2 separate regions of the Mus musculus genome follow, and region 2 is linked to region 1. A link is a loop called in an ENCODE intact Hi-C map of the cell type or tissue named here. Cell type or tissue: left cerebral cortex. All regions are shown on one strand.

The links. Hi-C counts contacts between places; a loop is a spot of excess contacts. Peaks named below come from ENCODE experiments on the same cell type or tissue, not always from the same donor. Only the 100,000 strongest peaks of a DNase experiment are listed, where the experiment ranks them.
Region 2: it touches region 1 in a loop (9-fold over the local background); 1 of 42 quality-filtered maps calls a loop at or near these places.

Annotation. Positions count from the first base shown.
Region 1 is chr5:108,433,393-108,435,892 of GRCm38, forward strand. It overlaps Atp5k (ATP synthase, H+ transporting, mitochondrial F1F0 complex, subunit E), which reads right to left and starts at 1,007. Exons shown (of 4, transcript NM_007507.3): 1 at 934-1,007; 2 at 634-688; 3 at 339-437. The coding sequence starts at 969. It overlaps Gm34319 (a long non-coding RNA gene), which reads left to right and starts at 1,009. Exons shown (of 3, transcript XR_003955776.1): 1 at 1,009-1,131. In left cerebral cortex, a CTCF peak has its summit at 1,083 (motif pointing left); DNase peaks (open chromatin) are centred at 589 and 1,054; H3K4me3 peaks cover 1,459 bases; H3K27ac peaks cover 1,022 bases.
Region 2 is chr5:108,311,094-108,313,593 of GRCm38, forward strand. Pigg (phosphatidylinositol glycan anchor biosynthesis, class G) reads left to right here and starts at 1,720. Exons shown (of 13, transcript NM_001310689.2): 1 at 1,720-1,985. The coding sequence starts at 1,832. In left cerebral cortex, a CTCF peak has its summit at 1,488; DNase peaks (open chromatin) are centred at 1,238 and 1,660; H3K4me3 peaks cover 1,779 bases; H3K27ac peaks cover 1,236 bases.

The DNA.
Region 1 (2,500 bases):
GGGACTTGGGCTTTAAACAATCAAGAATCTAATTCCAAGAGAACCCTAACTTCATTACTAAAACCATCCTTTGCATCCCCAACTGCCTTCTCCATCTGACTGGAATCCACAGGAAGTCAACACAGAGGGGTCAGAGAGCCTGCTCAGCAGTAACCTCTCGAAAGGCAATTTGCAGATGCTACCCAAGAGAAGGGGCAGTATGCCTCTCACACTCCACTGGGCTCCACGGAGGACAGCACTGGACAAAACAGTCATGGGATGAGAGGCAGCCCCTGGTCCACTAAGCAGCAGCTACTTCCAGAAAACTCGGGGGTGTTGGGAGAGGCTAAAAGCCATACCTTCCGCCAGTTCTCTCTCAATCCGTTTCAACTCATCTAGTCTCTTCTTTTCCTCCGCTGCTATTCTCCTCTCCTCCTCTGCCCGGGGTTTTAGGTAACCTGGGGGGGAGTGGAAGCAATTAACTTCTCTGAAAATGCTGCTTCGTGAAAAAGCCGACTCCAAAATCTCCAGATAGCTGTTCCCACCTGCCCCCCTCTAGGGCCTGGCATCATCTCCCTCCCAAGGAACTGCAGGCTCGAGCAGTGTCACACAGCCTTTCACCCGGAATCCCGTTCTCCCGGTCCCCAAACTCACTGTAGCGCTTGGCGCCGTATGCCATGCCGATGATCAGAGCGGAGTACCGGCCGAACTGCAGAAGAAAACATTATAGTAGAAGGCACACCGAGGGAACAAGGGGATCGCAGGGGTCGGACATCGAGGAGTACTGGGAGAGGGAGTACGGGGCGGGTGTGTGTGCAAGGGTTGCAGGGCCGGGATTGCTCGAGACCACAGCCAGCAGTCCCAAGGGTGGGCAATGCTAAGTCACGGGAGGGGAGGGGAAAGGGGGCATAGAGGAGCTTTGAGCACCGCGCAACAACGGGGATGAGGATTCACCTTGATGAGTGGAGAGACCTGAACCGGGGGCACCATTTTGTCCGTGACCTTCGCGCCGGAAGCTCAACTGAGGCGGAAGACAGAGAATGAAAGCCGCCTCCTGAAGCCAGAAAGGCGCATGCGCCGCAGTGAAAGCGCTGCCCCCTAGCGACTGGAGGATAGCCGAGCGTTCCCACGGGGCTGGTTACTACTCTCCAGGTAGGAAGTCTAGGCTGTTAGTGTAAGCTGGCTTCAAAAGGGTGGTGACACAGAGCCTCGTTACTTCAGCACCGGCGTGTAATGACTGACCAGCCCTGGAATCTGTCGCCCACCTGTTGTGGACTGGAGCACGCAAACAATCCCTTTATCTCTTGGAACAGACGAGCACACCTGGCCGACTCCAGCGGCCCATTGGGTGCGGTGGGTTTGGGCATGAGATTACAGAACTTGTATTGGCCCTTCCTGAGAGGTCAGCAACCTTCCAGGGCTTTCCTGCAATTTCCGGCATTGGACACATATGTCCTCCGACCAGTGTTTTCTCGCCCAGAGCTCCTAATTTCCATTGGGCTTTACAGGTAATGTTCATCCAAATGAGGCTAACCCCTGCATCTCCCTGCCCACACTCTCAGGACTACAGATCCTGAGTCCTATTGACCTCCTTTTCAGGCCTCATAGAGACTGACCATGGAGCACCCAGATTGCCAAACTTACCTTTCTGCAGTCCATGTCCCCAGAGTGGGTACCTCTCTAGCAGCCATGTCGGTCTAGACCAACCCTTTGTGATCCCTTTGGCAAACACTTATCTCCAAAAGTATTTACATTATGACCCATAACAGTAGCAAGATTACAGTTATAAAGTAGCAATGAAAATAATGTTATGTATGGGGAGGGTCACATAAGGAGCTGTATTAAAGGGTCACAGCATTAGGAAAGTTGAGCATCATTGGCCTGGGATGGGGCAAGATGGAGACAAGGTGATTATCAGCTGTGTCTATTGGCAAGCATCTTTGTGTACATCTGTCATAGTATAGATTGTAGCCACCCACTGAATGGCTGGCTTTACCCCAATGCCCCATAGTGACTTGAAATCTTCCTAAGGCTGTTGATTGAACCAGCCTCCTCAGTTTTGCATTGCACCAGGGCTTGGAAAGGTACACAGTCTGTAGGGATGGGGTATCTTTTCCTGACTCTTTATAGTCCATACTTATAAAGAGAACATAATTATGAATATAAAGTGGATAAAATGCAGCAATGAAAACTGCAGGACTCATAATAGGTACCCAGCTCTCCGGGGCCATCAGAAGAGGAACCATTGCCCTAGGCTCTGGAACTTTGCCTACATTTGATCTGGAGTCAAAGCCCTAGTTCTTCTCTGTTAGAATCCTAGAAATGTTCCTAAACTGAGACGAGAATTACCCAGGCCATGTGCCACAGGTGCTCCACATACTCTTACCTTGCCTTTGAGACGTTCCTCACTCCCATCCCTACCTGAGCCACAGTGAGATTCCTGCCCTCCTGCCAACTCACTGCTCCCCAAGGAAGCTGCAAAGGCATGCTAACCTACAAGGCACCAAGTAAACTTCCTCAC
Region 2 (2,500 bases), 120 kb before region 1:
CAAATAAGCCTTTTGCTCCCAAAGATGTTTTGGTCATGGTGTTTTATAACAGCAATAGAAACCCTAAGACAACATGTAACACTTCAAACTATATAGTCTGAAGTTTTAATTGGTTAATCATTCTTGTAGGAAGTTAAGTGTAAGGTGGTATTCTTTCAGGAACTTTTGTTCATAGAAGTTCATGTTTATGTGAAATGAGGAATAATGTACACACTGCAGTTGGTAGTCTAGCGGGACAATAGAGTTCGTGTCTTCTGTGTTTTGTTTTGTTTTTCTCTTCTGCTTAGTTGTTCTGTCCATTATCAACACTAGGATATTAAAGTGTCTAAACAGTGTTCTTCTATTTCCTATTTCTACGTTCATTTGTCAGGACTTGCTACATGTACTTTACTGATATTTTATGTGCACATGCATGTATATTCCTGTGGTACTGTCTTACTGATATTTTGATTTAATAAGACAGTGTGGTATTGTCATAAAAACACCTAATTAATAAACTATGTCATTAACTAATCACTGATAAATTCAAAGGCTACACACACACACACACAATTTATTTGTTTGTTTATTTTTATTCCCTTCCCCCCTCCCCCAGACAGGGTTTCTCTATGTAGCTGCTGTCCTGGAACTTGCCTGGAAGTCACAGAGATCCATGACATAATATTTTTAACACCACTCATGTTGGGTAAACATGCAGAAGAATGGAACTGGACCCTTCCTTTATACATACAGAAATATCAAGTAAAAATGGGTTAACCACTAAAATTTAATATCTGAAGCTATAAAACTCCTATAAGAAAAAGGTGAGAAGAAACTTCACCAAAACTGATGCTTTTTTTCCCCCTTAAACATATAACACCAAATTCACAGAGAATTACCACCAAAAAAAAAAAAAAGTACGTGTGATTATGGTAAACTGAAAAAAAAAAAACATGAACTAGATGAAAATTTAGCTTACAAATCAAATATAAAGGTTGCTATCCAAGATATTAAGGAATTCATACAACTTAACAGCAGCAAAACCTCTATCTTGTTCTTGGCTTCCTAGAAAAACAGAGTTCGTGAGAAGGGGTTTGGGTCTTTTGACTTACAGAAGCAAGGTCCGCAAGGAGAATGAGTGTGCACAAAGGAAGACAAGGCTGGGGTGGACTCTGTTCAAAGACCGGCTTCTGTCTCATTGCATGAGCCCGGGAAAATTCCCGCATCTAGAGCGGAAAGACCTTGCCTACCAAACACGTGGCCCCCTACGGTTTAGAGGTTCCTTCCAGAGGACAGCTTTCCAAAGAAGGGGAGCACACTCACTGATTGCCAATCGCATCAGGATCGCTTAATCTGCAGGCTTGCCCCAGACCCGAGTCTGTCAGAGTCGTCCTGTCAGAAAACTGGGGCCATAACACCAGGAGGAAGTGAGTAGGACTAATAATACACCAGAAACACCAGCAGCTAAATACTGCACCGACACTGGGCAGCGCTAGATGCGCCTGGCTCAAGGCGCACAAACTTGGAATCCTGAGATGGCGGGGCAGGTGCGGGGACTCTCGGTGGCACCGGAAGCGAGGCTCCCGAATGGATCAGCCGGGGATTCCGTGGACCTTTGGGTTCGGGAGGAGGCAGGGACTCCCGGGAGAATCACCCCGGGGCCGGTCCGCGGGGAACGTCGTCAGGGAGCGACCGCGGGCACTCGCCACTCTGACGTACTTCCTGTGCGCTGGGGCTGGCGAGGCAGGCTGGGAGGGAGCTCTTGACAGTCCGGGTGTGGGCTCTGGGTGCGGGTTTGCAACGCCCGCTGTTACACTAAGTTTCGGGCCGACCGGCCCAGCGGCAGGGCAGAATGCGGCTGGGCTCCGGGGCCTTCGCTGCCAGCTGCGTAGCGATTGAGGTGATCGGGGTCGCGATATTTATTCGGGGATTCTTCCCAGCTCCTGTTCGTTCCTCTGCTAGACCAGAGCACGATGCAGAGACCCCAGCGCCCGAACCCGTAGCAGGTATAGCCCCCCGCCCCCATCTCGGTGGTTCCCGCTTTCATTCTGCCCCACCACGGAAACAATTTGTATTGTTTTAGTGTTGTTTGTGTATCATACACCTTCGAGGCATTCGCAGCCTCCCGCCCCATGTCGACCTATGTGATAATCAGAGGATTCCCAGAGTAACTCCGACTTTGCGTCTTGTTTGCCGCTGTTCAGTGATTCGTACCCCTTTTCCTAATAATCCTTTCAATCACTACCAATTTAGGTTTCCAGTTTTGGACCCATAGGGCATAACAGGTGATGTTTCTTCAGATCTCCTCCAGTTTTCTACAACTCTCCCCCAGAAGACCTCCCGGCCCTCAGTGCTTAGGGCCTCTCTGCATTAGCACCCTAGTAGCCTCACCAACACAGAAATAAACACCTGATACCCACTCCGCTGCAGTGAAACAGGTCCATATAATCACAGCCACTGGACATGTAAACCCATAGGTTCACTGCCTGCAAGACTAGGCTTTAGGGCAAGCTCAGGGAGG